Regions from separate parts of the Homo sapiens genome. Here region 1 is linked to region 2. Evidence: chromatin loops called from intact Hi-C (ENCODE). Cell type or tissue: heart right ventricle. All regions are shown on one strand.

Region 1 (8,000 bases), 130 kb before region 2:
CATAAGCTCTCCCATGGCACAGCCCATACCCTCACTGAGGGTGAGGGCCTTTGCTAGCAAGGAAAGCCTCTTTGGTTTGGCAACAATGCAATTAAGTTTTAGGGGTACGATTCCGTGGCTTGGGATCCCACATCCTCTCCATAAAGCACTGAAGCCTAGGTTGCAGAGATGAGCTTAAAAATGGCTTTTGTTAAGAAGGCCTTCTAAGATGTGTACTTAGCACCATGTTTTGCTGGTTGTATTTTACTTGAGACTTCAAAGGCTACAAGCAGGTTTCTTTCCTTTTATCAGTATAATAACAGCAATCCTCACACAGACACCTTTTATCCTATAGCCTTTTAAAGTGCATTCCTGACTTTCTGAATTACAAAAGCATCTGCAGTCTTGCTCAGACCTCAACCAATGAGGATTTTGGCAGCCAAAGCCTGTTCAACATTTTACTTGTTGATAAGGCATTACTTTTCTTGTTTCAGAAAGAAAGGAGAGAAAGAATAAATTAATTGTTGTATTCAAGGCAACTTGCAATAAAAAGACATCTACCTGGCCGGGCGCGGCGGCTCACGCCTGTAATCCCAGCACTTTGGGAGGCCGAGGCAGGTAGATCACGAGGTCAGGAGATCGAGACCATCCTGGCTAACACGGTGAAACCCCATCTCTACTACAAATATAAAAACTTAGCCAGGCGTGATGGCGGGCGCCTGTAGTCCCAGCTACTCGGGAGGCTGAGGCAGGAGAATGGTGTGAACCCGGGAGGCGGAGCCTGCAGTGAGCCAAGATCACGCCACTGCACTCCAGCCTGGGCAACAGAGCGAGACTCTGTCTCAAAAAAAAAAAAAAAAAAAAAGACATCTACCCTAAGGTAGATACACTGAAAATCAAAAAGCAAAATCTCGTAAGAAGAGGAAGCAAATTTTAAAATATAGGTACTATGATTAGCTTGGACATTAAATTTACTTTCAAGCTTCCTGACATACATGATATTTTACATATGACAAGGTAATACTTATTAATCCTTCAGGAAGCAAAATCATATTCTTTGTTTCAAATTGTGAAAGAAACATTGTTCGTGCCTTTATAAAAGGTACACTGATCAGCATAGTAGGCAGGACCAACAAGTAAACAGCAGTATTCTTCATGTGGCTTTTGTTTTTTTAGAGACAGGATCTTGCTGTGTGACCCAGGCTGGAGTACAGTGGCATGATCACTGCATAGCTCACTGCAGCCTTGAACTGCCAGGTTCAAGGGATCCTCCCACCTCAGCCTCACGAGTAGCTGGGACTACAGGTGTGCACCACGACTCCTGGCTAATTTTCATGTTGGTTTTTTGTAGAGATGGGACGTTGCCGAGGTTGGTCTCAAACTCCTGGCTTCATTTATCCTCCTGCCTCAGCCTCTCAAAGTGCTGCAATTATAGGTGTAAGCCACCACACCTAGTCCAGGCTTTTAATTTTGTATCGGCAAAACGAAAAGAAGAAAACACATCACTGAATAAAAATTGCATGAACGTATTTCTGAAAGGGGTGAAAGTCTGAGTTAATGAGATCCAGACTTGGAACTTACCGATGATCTAATTTTCTAACTTGGTAGAAGGATGCTAAATGGAGATCATAGTTGAGCTAGGCTTTATTTTCTTTAAATAGCTTTTGTCTCATTCTGGCTTTGGGGAGGAGTCAGAGAGCAGTCAATCTGAGGTGGTATTTCAGTAGAGTTTATGTCATGTTACAGGTAGGCCACAAGGCAGACAGGTGGCAGGTTGATGTCTAATCCTGGAGTTGAAAAGGCCACCCTGCCTTCTGATCTGATAAGAACCCCTGTCTCCTCTGCAAGGCAACAGATTTAGCAGCTCCTCTAGGTGGAACCAAACCTCTTCAAGGGAAAAAAAAGAATACTGTATCATCTACAAACTATGAAGGGTTGAAAGGTGGAAAATATCTCTGGGATCATAGAAAATTGCTAAAATTCCAAATTTACCTAGAATCAAATTTTAAGAGCCTTTAAATTAAATTACTATAATGGTATCAGAACTACAGATGTGGAAGTCTGTCTCTTTAAAAGGTGGAATGCAATCTGCATGTCTGAAATTGATTTGATGGCCTTGGCGCTTTTCTTAACTGTATCGTTTTGTAGAATTGGAAGTTTTGTAAGAACTGGATTCTTGCCAAATATTGCATGGCATGAAAATGAAAACGTGTTTCCCTTCCCATGTTTTCCCCATGCATTTGTGTTGTCATTTCAGGGGCCATCTCTAATGACAAGTTCTTAAACCTAGAATCCAATCATACAGAATACACAAGAGAAGACAGGAATTGGGCATGAATACATTCAGGTCACCATAGACAGGAATCCTTCTGGATTCTAAATGTTTTATGGGAAAGTTCCCTTCCTCTGATCTATTCTTTAAAAATATCATGCCTATTTAGTAATTCTCTGATTTGTAAAAACAACATATTCTTATTTTGGAGAAATAAAGAAAGTGTGTCACTCTTATCCTAAGCAATCTAATGCAGAACAGAAAACCCAATGCAGCATGTTCTTACTTAATAAGTGAGAGCTAAACATTGGGTACACATGGGTATAAAGATGGCAATAATAGACACTGGGGACTCCTGGAGTGGGGAGGCAGGAGGAGAGCAAGGGTTGAAAACCCATTGAATACTACGCTTGTTACAAAAACACCGGGGGTTTGGTCGAGGTTCTGCTGCTCACCAAACAGAAAACCAATCACTGAGACAAGTATTGCCAAGGAAGAAGGCTTTGATCGGGTGCTGCAGCCAAGGAGACAGAAGCTCAGTCTCAACTCCATCTCCTTGACTGACTAGAACTAGGGGTTTATATAGCAGGAAAGAAACGTTAAGAACACATAAGAAAACAACAACTGAGAAGGCGCAAGGAAACAATCATGATGAATGAGGGGTGTGGCATCTGGTGTGGTGATCTGGTGCGTTTCAGTTCTTTGATACTTTTTTGAGAGTCCTAAAGGTGTTTCCTGAGGAAGGAACTCAGATAAAACAAATACTGGTTTCCAGCTTTGAGACCAGAACAATTTCTTGTTCAGTTTATCAAAAAAAATAATCTATGGGACTGTTGGGTCAGTTTCATGCTCACTGCCTGGGTGACGGGATCAATTGTACCCCAGACCTCAGCATTTTGCAATATACCCATGTAACAAACCTGCACGCCAAAATAAATCTAAATCTAAAATAAAAGGTGAAATTATTTAAAAAGAATGTTACCCGTAATCCCACCATCAAAAGAAAACTAATGCTCGCATTTGGCTCTATTGTGTCCAATTACTAAATTATACCCCAAAATTCCATTAAAACACCTTTATTATGATTGTGTAGTACTCTAGAGTACACAGACATTGTAATTTGTTAACCAGCCCTCCAAATTGTTTCAAGATTTACTTATTCTATTAAAGATGTAATATGTACAGATTTGCTTCCTGACACTCCAGTACAAGAACTACCACTTTTCTTAATTTTCCCAAATCAAACCAATCTATCCTGGCTTCAGCAATTATTGAGAAATTCATCCTCATCATATTAAGGGGAAGCATTTTCCCCTCACTTGGAGTCATAAGGAAATCTTGAGGAGCTTGTCCAATCCAATAAAACCAGGCCAGGGCCTCTGAGTCTCCTGGGACTTATAGTGAATTGCTTTCTGTGCAGCCTGTTTGCATCCAGGTTTATGGGGACCTTTGCCAAGTATCCTAAGTGTGAGCACCTGGTTCCACCCACTCTAAGCATGTCACACATCCATCTTCCCAGTTGTGGGTCACTTCTTGCAAATGGAATACAGGTCTTCCCAATTTGAAGAGCACCATCGCCACCACTGACACCAAAACTGCCACCCTCTTCTTGGCTCTGGGAAGTCATCCACTCCCCTCTTCCTGCGCAATTAGGAACTTCCTCCTTTCCCCTTCTGGAGGTAAGTCCAGACGTCTTTTCCAGATACCTTTACCTTCTAACCCCAATTTAGGGAGAGAGTCTTCAGAGTGGCCTCTGTAGCATGGGGATACCATTAACAACCCTTCCCTGTGGGAAGACCTTGGAACTTAAAGGCTTGGAAGTTTCCCAGGAGGTGATGGCTAGCAATAGAAGTTCCATAAATTTTTTGTTGTTTCTGACAACCACAAGGACAAGGTAAATTAACAATACCTCAGAAGATGAATCTGACACACAGATAATACTCTATGGAGAGTATTTGCATAGTGTGGTGCTTCTTTAAACAATGAGGAAGAGCCCTTTTCTGCACAGAGGTGTCCTTGTCATTTGTTTGTTTGCAGCTGTAGGAAGGCAGGGGGCTTTGCATGGTGACAATGGGTTGGCAGAGGGGTCCTGCCTGGCTCACTTCGCTCCACACAGAGGATGCCTCAGTGCAGGGATGACTGTGGCTGGCTCCATATGAGCTGCCCGTGGGCAGCGGGTAATGGGTATCACTGCCCTTTCATCTTTCCAATCTGATAATGAAATAATACACACAGAGAAGGAAAATGTGGAAACAAAAGATGCAGTTGTACTTTGCCCAACTGCTGAATCGTCTGATTTCCATCCAGAACAAATGCCATTCTGTTTTCACAGGTGAAAATCATGAATAACGTCTGGGTACTCTTTGGATGGAAAAGGGAGAAAAGTGTTGAAATATTAGCGTTGAAGAAACAGGATATAAACTGAGTGTATCAAGGATATTTCATCAAAATAAATCCTAGAGAAAATGCTTCCCCTTTATCTAAGTCAGGGAAGAGAAATACTAATTATCAGACCTCAACTTAAGCTAGGAGAAACGTGAGAATCTCAGATATGCACCGTTGGAAGTTGGCATTAAAATGTGGTTAGTGAATATAGATCTATCTTATTGTAAGGCCCAGAAGTTCCTGGTTACTAGTCATCCTGGCAAGTATCCACAAACTGCTCACATCCAGCATCCAGATGTCCACTAAACACTCGATTTTGTGTGTGTGTATATTGTACTGTAGATTAACAGCAGGACCCTCTAGCGCCTGCACCCAAGGTTTCTATTAAAAACAAAAGCTGCTGATTTATTCTCCTCTACCACCATTTCTCTGAGTCTTTAATGCCAGACCCACCCCAAAATTGCAAGATCATAATAAAACTAACTACAGTTCTCTTCTCCATTTGTGTTGCAGTTCTCACATCCACCCGTTGTATTTTAGAATCATGGGTGTCTCAGTCTATTACCCAGAGTGATCATAGTTGCAAGAATGGCACTGGGGAGATATCATTCAGATTTTGCTTTTCTGTCCATAAGCCACAGAAGCCGTGGGAAGTTGCCAAGAAGACATGCATAGCTAAGCCTTGCTGTTCTTTTTTTAAATTTTGTATTCTTCTGTTATTTTTTAGAGATGGGAGTCTTGTTCTTTCTCCCAGGCTGATGTGCAGTGGTGTCACCCTAGCTCACTGCAGCTTCAACCTCGGGCTCAAGCCATCCTCCTGCCTCAGCCTCCCCAGTGGCTGGAACTACACGTGTGCAGCACCACACCTGGCTAATTTTTTAATTTTTTGTAGAGACAGAGTCTCAACTAGGTTGCCCATGCTGGTCTTGAACTCCTGGGCTCAAGCAATCCACCTGCCTAGGCCTCCCAAAGTTCTGGGATTACAGGTGTGAGCCACTGTACCTGACCCCAGGGCTCGCTGTTCGAAATATACACCTGGCTGTTGGTCACAGGACTCACCAGAGAATGGCAGGTGGTGGCCAACTGGAGGAAGAAGGCCTCAGCTGATGCTGTCACCAGGGATGGGTTTATGTAAGGATGGGAGATAAGATAGAAGCCAGGTGTGCCCGATGGAGCTCCCTGTCTTCCTTCCCACCCTTAGTCCTCAACCCAGCATGGACATTAAAGACAGGAAACTAGAAGGAGAGCAGAAAATGGGAAAAAGGCAACTGCACTGTGGCTTGTAAAAAGGACTCTGTAAGCAAATTTAGAAGCGTAGAGCTTCCAAAGTGAGAGTTTATTAATTTTCCTTTGGAGTACCGTGAAGCAGGAATGGTAGAGAAAACCTAAATTCTGTGGATGATTTATTTGTTAATTTAATATTTTGTTCCTGGAATTTTTAATAAAAGTACCTAGCAACTAGAATGTTCTCTTCAACTGAAATCAGAATTTTGACTGGGTTTGAGTTGAAAGTTTCACAAGTGAAAGAAATGGGGCTAAAGTGTCTGAATGTCATGATTAAATTAACCATGTCCTTTAATGAGTGCTAGGAATGAGTCATTCCAAATACATTTGCATGTGGAAAACTTCATTGTATTTTCAAATGCCCTGTGGCAAATTGGGCATTAATTAGGATGAAGTAAAACTTCATCACGGCAATGTTGATTTTTCTTTTCACAATAGAACGTAATCTGAAGCAAAGTGAATACCTTGGCTAGCCAGACACCCCACTGTTCCTGGCAATTAACATATTACGTAAAGCTACATTTGCAGGTTCATTTTCTGGACCTCGGCATTTCAATTTAGGGTTTAAGGGTCTGAAAACGGGAATGAAAAATACATCATCAATACCTCTAGCTCTAACTTTCTTTTATCTTTGTTGTTATCTCCAAATCCAATAGCATTGCAAAGAATATGAATAAATCTGATCTCCCTCGCAGAACAGTGCACTTGGTGAACATTTCAGCAAATATTTGTTCATGATGTTAAAATGAAATCATGACCGTCTTTTAAAAATTAATGCTGTTCAACTATGTTGCATACACTTGAGGACATAAATGCGGAAAGCCAGATCTTAGCACTACCTAGCTACATATATCTATGGAGCAGGTGCTATAGGATAAATAATTCGAAGGAAATCTCAGTAAACTGTTTTTCTGGATGACATGATCTTTTCTTCTTATATGATGTGTACTTAGAGTTAGAAAGTTTTGGTCCTGCAAGGGATCTGAGACACCAACTAGCTCAACCTCTGGCCTTACAGATGAGATACCTGTGACTCAACGAGGTTATATGTGGACCAGTTTTTGGCAGAAGCTGAACTAGAACTAGCATTCCCAGACTCCTGGTTAAATAAAAATTTTAGGCAGGGTGCAGTGGCTCACACCTGTAATCCTAGCACTTTGGGAGACTGAGATGAAAGGATCGCTTAAGCTTAGGAGTTTGAGACCAGCCTGGGCAACAAAGTGAGACCTCGTCTACTACAAATTAAAACAATTAGCTGGGCATGATGGTACACACCTGTAGTCCCAGCTACTCAGGAGGCTGAGGTGGGAGGATCGCTTGAGCCTGGGAGATCGAGGCTGCAGTGAGCCATAATCTTACCACTGCACTCCAGCCTGGGCAATAGAGACCCTGTCTGACTGAATGAATGAATGAATGAATGACCAACCAACCAATCTTACCACTGGTGTCAACTCTGGAGTGCGCCACACGTGATCTTTGCTCCTTTCATTTGGTAGAGTTTCAGGGCAAGCTGCTTTTTCTATTTTCTCAGTGGTAATCAGTAGTGTGAGGTTACAGGGAAGGTTAAATTAGGTTACCACATGACAGTTACTTGATACAGAGCAGCAGGCACCTGTTATGTTGGGTCCTTTATTTCTTCCCTCATCCTTTCATTAGGAAGAGAATATTTCTATAGGGTCAATCACAGATGCAGAAGAGGAGAGAGCTGCATTGAGCCAATGACACCAGAATGTCTTCGTGACAGAGAGACCCCTTCGAAGAAGAGAAGAATAGAAAGGACAAGTGGGGTTCAGGTGGCCTGATTATACAGACCACCCCCTTCATGCATGACCCCAAAGGGCTTACCATTTGGGTTTGCGGGTTTGGGGTTGCCTAATGATTTGGGGAAGTCTTTACAAGGTTGTGATGGAAACAGAGGGAGATTGGTGTCATGGATCTCCATGGAGCAAGGAGGAAAATCCAGTCTTACAGACCCTTGAGTCCTGCTCACGTGGCTCAGAGAATATTCCCACCATCCCCTGCTTCCTCCTCAGTTAGGCATAGCTCTCCACTCAGCAGCTTAGGGTAGCAGCTTCAAACA
Region 2 (8,000 bases):
CTCATGAGCCACTTTGAGCTCCACTGGGGCCTGGCTGAGTTGTGTGTGCTGGAGCGGGAAAGGTTCCCGAAATGACTGAGCCAGGATGGAAAGACAGGGTACCACCACACTATAGCCACTCCAGGGTCTGCAAGTGGCCAGCAGTGCTCTGTCCTGCAAGGCCAGCCTGGCCTGTGACAAAGCTTTACAGGAAAGAGAACTGAACAGAAGTGTGTGTGTGTGTGTGTGTGTGTGTGTGTGTGTCTTTATTAGTAACATGGATCCAGCCTCTACTCCAGAAGAGTGTGTGTGCGTGTGTGTGTGTGTCTTTATTAGTAACATGGATCCAGCCTTTACTCCAGAACAGTGTGTGCATGCGTGTGTGTGTGTGCGTGTCTTTATTAGTAATATGGATCCAGCCTCTACTCCAGAAGAGTGTGTGCGTGTGTGTGTGTGTGTGTGTGTGTCTTTATTAGTAACATGGATCCAGCCTCTACTCCAGGTACCTGTATCAATAGAATTGCATTGTCCTTTTTAGAGTCCCCTCCTGAAGAATTTTTGCATCTTGCCTTATTTTCTTACTAAAGGAGTTGTGTGCAGATGCCCTCTTTCTTTTCATTTTGGAAATCTGAAGGGATTCAGGACAGTACCCAGTTCTTACTAATCTCCCCTTGGCGATTGGCTGAATCTCTGCCCAGAAATAAGTTGCATGTCCTTAGGTTACATTTGCTGTGCAGAAAATAGGCACATAAGCACTCTATATTAGGTCTCAGAATTTTAAAATTAGTTTTCTCTATTATAAAATTGCAGATATTCAGTATGCAGATTTTAGAAATACAAAAAATTGGCCAAGTGCGGTGGTTCACGCCTGTAATCCTAGCTCTTAGGGAGGCAGAGGCAGGAGGATAGCTTGAGCCCAGGTGTTCGAGACCTGCCTGGGCAATACGGTGAGACCCTGTTCTCAAAAATAAAAAATAGTAAACAAACAAACAAAAAACCTTATATTGGAAAAGCACAGCTGGAGATACCGTTAACACTTTGTTTTATACACTTCTAAGCTTTTCTCTATGCAAACCTGTGTGTTTAAAAAAGCTCTACTTCCAGGGGTTAAGAAAAGAAAAAAAAATTAAAATAAAAAAAAAATAAACAAAATTGATCAATTGATAGAACAATCAGTGGATAGATAGATAGGAGCATAGGCAGCTCTGTGGCCTGTCTTCCTATGGCACTTTCTTACTAAACTTCTAGAATGTGATCATTGCACACTGCATACCATAACACTGTGTGATTCATATATATGCATATTTTTTGTAATGAGAGAATTAGGCCTTTTTAGAATTACCAGTCATCTGCATTGGGATGGGATGCATAGCTTAGACTTTCCTTTGTGGCCTTCTGAGTTCTCTGATGCACTTTTCTCATAGGAACGCCCCATGTGTCTGGTGGGAAGATGCTCAGTGCTCTGGAGTCCACGGTGCCTCCCAGCCAGCCTCCACCTGTGGGCACCTCAGCCATCCACATGAGCCTGCTTGAGATGAGGCGGAGCGTGGCGGAACTCAGGCTCCAGCTCCAGCAGATGCGGCAGCTCCAGGTATTCCTCATGCACGGCGGCCTCTGTCTCGGTTGCCCTGAGCTCTTCCTACCTTCCTTTTCCTAGGGGCTCCGTGAAGACCTAGAGAATGTAGAACCATAGAAACAGCATGGCTTCCTCTCTCACACACACAATCCAAGTCTAGAGCCTTCCACTGCAACTATAGTCAATCTATAACCACTTCTTTTTTTTTTTTTTTTTTTTTTTTTTTTTTTTTTTTTGAGACGTAGTCTCGCTTTGTCCCCCAGGCTGGAGTGCAGTGGCGCGATCTCGGCTCACTGCAAGCTCCGTCTCCCGGGTTCACGCCATTCTCCTGCCTCAGCCTCCCGAGTAGCTGGAACTACAGGCGCCCGCCACCACGCCCGGCTAATTTTTTCTATGTTTTAGTAGAGACGGGGTTTCACCGTGTTAGCCAGGATGGTCTCGATCTCCTGACCTCGTGATCCACCTGCCTCGGCCTCCCAAAGTGCTGGGATTACAGTCTTGAGCCACCGCGTCTGGCCTACAACCACTTCTTTAAGCTGTGCGTACTTTTACGCAGGAAGAGACTCTAGGGCATTTGTTTTTGGAGAAGAGCCGAAAGGAGAGGGGCCACGGGGAGCATGCCGACAGCCAGTGAAGGCTGACTTCTGACAGCTTGGAGGCTCCATCCTCCTCCACACTGAACGGGGACAAAGGTGGATAGTCAGCCAAGCTTTTTTTTTTTTTTTTTTTTTCATTTTTTTTGCAAGGATCTGTGATGTATTTAGAACTATGAGTTTAGAATAGAAGATGAATTCATAAGGAAAAAAAGCCATCATGGTGATTTGTTACGAAAAACATCTGCATTTCATTCAGATACTGTGATCCATCCGTTCCTTGCTCTTTTCCATTGTTAAGGAATATATAAACTCTACGGGAATCAGGATAAGTGACCCTTCAGGTCACGAATCTTGGTCAACAAATCCCGTAAATCTGCCAAAGCAGAATAAGCTGTCTCCTGGGTAATAAGGAGGTAGAGATGTGCATCTCTGCATGAGACCACATATTTGCTCTGTGCACCTTCTCCCACCTCCCTGCCCTGGCTGGTAGGTTGGTCGTTGAGGATACAGTGCTGGCCTAGGCTCTATACAGATATCCTCCCTGACTTCCAGAAGCTCATAATCCAAATAGTGCTAGAAGATAGGGCCAGGTGTCATGGCTCATGCCTGTAATCCCAGCACTTTGGGAGGACGAGGCAGGTGGATGACGAGGTCAGGACTTCAAGACCAGCCTGGCCAATGTGGTGAAACCCCATTTATACTGAAAAAAAATTAGCCAGGCATGGTGGGGTGTGCCTCTAGTCCCAGCTACTAGGGAGGCTGAGACTTGAGAATCACTTGAATGTGGAAGGCAGAGGTTGCATGAGCCAGGATAGCACCATTGCACTCCAGCCTGGGCAATAGACCAAGACTATGTCTCAAAAAAAACAAGATAAATGTATCCAGGATCCTGGAGCAGCCATGGGGATGCAACCTCCTGAGCCCTTTCCTCTAATAGGAAAAAGGCTTCCAATCGGTTCTGCTTCTTCAGCACAGCGACAGCACAAGCCCTAAGTTGTTTAACCACCTAATGAAAGCTAAGAAAACAATTTCCCCTTGCCCTCTGCCTACCAGAAAACACACAGAAAGGCAGCTGGTTTGAGAGACCTGCCCCAAGGCCCCAGCATGGATCATGACGGTTGCTAGAAGAGTGAGGGCTCTGATCTCCAAAGGCTACTCTGTCTCTTAGGCAACATCCCAGATACCTTGAACATCTGATGCAAATTCATTTAAATCTCCTAGTGAATCTCATCGTCTGTGATGGCCCCATCCTTTGCATTAGCTTCCTCTCGCTTTGCAATTTTAAAGACACATTGCAATGAAATGAAGTGTACGGGTTGGGCTGGGTTGTGTCAGGGGGTGACAAAGTCACATGTCTTCAGTGTCCGGGCAGTAACAGCAAGTGAAATGGAGGAGAGACCACAGTAAATTGGCCCCTTTAAAGGATAGTAGCCACTCAGTTCCAACTGGCTCTTAACCTGATAGAATAAGTATCCAGTGTTTCTAGATGTTTCAATATTTCAAGCAAATCTGGAGACACAGGTTTTATATGAATTACCGCCATTTAAAAATGTTGGAAAGTAATTGAAAACTAATTACTGAGTACTCTGCAGGCCAAAGGACACAATTGCAGTTCAGAGGGGGCCTATCGGCTCCCAAGTTCGTTCTTACCTGGGGCTCCTGGAGGTCAAGCCCTTCCCTTCACTGCTCCTGCCTTTTGGCACCATCTGCTGGCCATTTCGAAATTGTTACCTCCTCATTGCGCCCTTTAAGAAAAACATACATATCATTTGTATGGAAGTACCTAACTGCTCTCAAAAGTGAGCATTTGTTGGTTTGGGGACAGGGATGGAATTGCTTTAGCATAAATGCCGCACTTCCCCTGGGAATTTCACAGGCGTTAGAGGTGAATTTGATACCAAGGCTCTCTTGATGTCTGTAGCTACAGCGTCACCCCATCAGTGGCTGGCGTAGTTTGGTCCTCTGGCCGGCTGGGAGGGATCTCTCACACTTGTCTCGCCTTGCAACCCTTGAACTGTGCAGCTTTGTGAAAAAGAGCAGTTTTCTTAAACAAAGAAGGTCTTTGGTCAAGGTCTAGGAATGCTGTGTTAACCACACAAGTTTCTTTATTGCTCCAGAACTACTCAACTTTTCTGGCTTTCTGGGAATAAAGAACAGTGAGCAAATGTGCTTTTGAGCCTGGGAAGTTGGGCAGTTCTAAAGCGCAGACTCGCAGGGAAAAATAAGCATGGTGTTTCCTAACCTGGCTGTTACTGTTTCTACCTCTGCATTTGTATTCCCTGGGTCCCATTCAGCTTTCCTCCCCATCAAACTTCTGTCTTTTCAATCGAGGGAGTCTACTTAAGACAAAAACAGCTTAGAATAATTAAGCTATCTCGGCACCAATTCTCCTTCAACATGTGCGGTATTATATACCAAAAATGAACTGCAGCCGCACAGTGGCTCTAAGTCCAATAATGGAGCTATCATTAGAGATATACGAAACACTAGACTAGTCTCAAAAGAACAAAAATTGAATTAGAAATTCAAATATTCTTTGAACTGTGTTATAAAATAGTGAAACTGAATAAAACCATTTGTGCTTGGCAGCCAGCTCCAGTAATTAGATAATTAAATCATTGGAAAATCCTAGACTGTAGAGCATATCCTATTTGAGCATTTCATTTTCAAAACTGATGGATTATTCTCAGGAATAGAAATTTGTTGCAGACACAATGGGGTGGGTAGATTTCAATGGGACAAGGGGAACCTAAGCAGAAGATCAAGGAAACCACTAAAAGCTTGTTCATGTTATCTTCTGCTCTCCAATTTCACAGGAGTTATCGGTCTAAGAGTGGTTCTCAATCCTGGCTACTCATTAGAATTATTTGAAACCCTTAGCAAAAATACCAGTGCTCAGGCACGATGGCCAGAGTCTGACTTCACTGGCACGGACTGGAGGCTAGGCACTGGTGACTCTAGAACATTCCAGGGTAAAAACTACTGTTTTTACCTCTTGGCTACAGGTAATATGAATGCTTAGTCCATGAAGACACCTCCTGGAAATGTTGAGATAGCCAGCTATTACCAATGACTTAAAGCCTTGACTTCAAACAATGCACCTCATTCCCAGTGGCTAATCTAGTATGTTCTCTGCTAGCTACATTTGGTATGAGAGCTATATGGAACCTTTATAGTGTGATATTCCCATTCCCAAATAACGGTTGGGTCTGTAATTAGCTAGCAACAATGGGAAAGGGTTTTGTCAAGGTTTTGTGCCTAACAGATGTTCTCCTCCAATGATGATTATGTTTGCCTGTTACCTTTCCTGATATCATTTTGAAAAAAAGCCCACTTTTTCTAAATAATGAACATCTTTTTCCCAAAATGCCACAGTACTTGGATTTTACCAAAGTCATCCCATATCTACAGAAGTGACTGCACTTCTTCCCCTCCTTGTGGGTGGCTGAGGAGAGAGAGAGAAGCTTCTGGAAGAGATGGTACAGGTTCTGTGGAGGCCAGATAGGCTTGGCATAAAGAGAGGATGGCGACCTCCTACTTCTTTCATCCCCAATCTCTTTATTCTGCTTCCTGATAAATAAAAAATTGGGTTGTTCATTACATTTGTAGGACTCCTGAGAATTTACTGTCCCTTCCCAAGAGAAGGAGGAGGTAAAATATCAACATAAAAAATAAACACAGTAGTGCATAGAGCCCTATGTATTTGAAATGATACAATTCAATACAATTTCCTTAATGTGTCTTTTTATGAGATGGCGCCTCGTGGAAATGTGCCAGGGTCTCATTTATCTTCTGACATGCATAACAATGGTCACGGGAATGCGGATCCCTGAGAACAGCATATTGGAGTTTCCCATGTGCAACAGACCCGTGTCCCCTGCCAAGCAGAAATAATAAACGGAACTAGTACAGGGCTTGACGATTAGGCTGCTTACAATGTGCCAAGGTCTAGTCAGATCTTCAGACAACAAGAAGCTTTCTAAGATGGGGAGACAGCACCCCAATAACATGGGTTATATAGCTGTGACCAGGCATCCCTTGTCTTGTTCCCTGAAGCCTGCAGGAACAGATCCAGGTGGGATCAGGAGTCGTTCTGAGGTCTGGCTTTCCTCCTGAATCTTTCTGATTTGTGGTATAACCACTGTTCCATGTCACTGCTAGACAGCAAAATCAGTCCAATTACATTATCCATTGTTGGCAAGACTGATAGTCTTAGATTTTACCTAAGAAATCAAAATTGAGTATGTGAGATATAGGTCCATTTTCAGGTTGGGGGAATTAGGTTTAGGCATTTGCTAGTTTCTCCATGAAGTGATTTGGATAACTTATTTGGTCCAATTAAAATTTTAATGGACAAGAGCATTATTTCTGTCTCTTATTTTACAAGAGTGCTTATAAAAATGGCAAAGCATTTTCAATAAATTATCTTTCTAGCTATGAGGAATAACTGCAACTCTACTTGCCCTCCCACTGTGGGCAACTAGAAAACTGAAAAATAAGCAAATGTATGAAACAAATGTTTTCAGAAATTAAACAACACAGGACCGTAATCCTTAGGAGAATGGGGGGAAAAAACCTACAGTTGACCCAGCTTTCTGTCTGGAGGCACTTTTCAGATCTTGGTGCAGGAAGGAAAAACCCAAGCATGGCACTGACAGTGAGTTGAGGAGATAAGACCAAAGTTTAGAGAGAGCTGAAACAGCTAGAACTGGTGGACTGGAGAACCAAACACAAGAAAGCTCTGCAGAGAAAGAAGTACATCAATAAATGGGTCTGTTATTAAATATTAAGCCAAGCATGTACAGTGTGAAAGCAACCGCTAAGCCAGGCAGAAACTAAGTCGGGGGCTGTAAGCCAAAAAGTTCCCGAAGTTCACACAGGCCTGGGAGATGTTCACGTTTTGAAAAGCAAAAAGCGAAGAGGCCTTGTTGAGCACCTGGGCATTTTGTAGAGATCGGAGAAGGACTGTGCCTCAGTCTTAGGACTAAACTAGCCCCAGAGGAAAGACTACCCTTGATTTAACCTAACTGCTTAAAAATAAGCCTTTAAAGGACAAAGCTGATCCACAAGTAACTGGACTGTCTGCCAGAGAAAGTCCAAAATCTGTAAAGGAAAACAACAAAATTCAGAGCTCCATGCCCAATATCCACTCAAAAATTACTAGACATGTGATGATGCTGACAAATGTGACCTATAACATTAAGAAAAATTTGTCAAGAGAAACCAACCAGACATGGCAGGGATAATGAAATCAGCAGCAAGGACTTCAAAACAGCTATTATAATTATTCTCAAGGATTTAAAGGAAGACATGAACATAATGAGGAAAGAAATGGAAGATATAAAAAATATCCAAGTGGAGCTTTCAAGAGCTGAAAAACAATATCCAAATGTGCTTAACAGAAGATTAATCACTGCCCAAAATGTCAGTCACCCTAAAAACAGCAATGGAAACTGTTCAAACTGAAGTATAGAGAGACAAGAGACTAAAGAAAATGAATTAAAATGTAGTGACCAGTGAGACAATATTAATAAAAGATGAAGTGGAAAGAGAAAAATATTCAAAAAGGTAATGACTGAATTTTTTCCAAATTTGATGAAAGCTGTAAATCCACAGACCAAAAAAGCTCAGTGAACCCCTAGAATGGTAAGCACAATGGAAATTGCACCAAAGCACATGGTAGTCAAATTGCTAAAAACCAGAGATAAATGGAAAAATCTTCAAAGCAGCTGGGGGTGGAGAGAAAACCCATTACATACAGGAATCACAATTAAGAATTAATGCCAACTTCTCATCAGAAACAAAAGGCAAGTCAGGACACAGTGGAATGACGTCTTTAAAGTATTGAA

Evidence for each region. Peaks named below come from ENCODE experiments on the same cell type or tissue, not always from the same donor. Only the 100,000 strongest peaks of a DNase experiment are listed, where the experiment ranks them.
Region 1: it touches region 2 in a loop (4-fold over the local background); 42 of 110 quality-filtered maps call a loop at or near these places.

Annotation. Positions count from the first base shown.
Region 1 is chr10:24,369,442-24,377,441 of GRCh38, forward strand. The region is part of intron 2 of KIAA1217; the gene reads left to right. Among named protein-coding and RNA genes, the nearest start is that of MIR603, 98 kb to the left of the region's middle. In heart right ventricle, no CTCF peak of the experiment used is centred here; no DNase peak of the experiment used is centred here; H3K27ac peaks cover 1,080 bases.
Region 2 is chr10:24,499,976-24,507,975 of GRCh38, forward strand. KIAA1217 reads left to right here. Exons shown (of 21, transcript NM_019590.5): 9 at 1,404-1,570. Among named protein-coding and RNA genes, the nearest start is that of ARHGAP21, 220 kb to the right of the region's middle. RefSeq lists an enhancer at 1,477-1,977. In heart right ventricle, a CTCF peak has its summit at 3,840 (motif pointing left); DNase peaks (open chromatin) are centred at 3,859 and 6,006.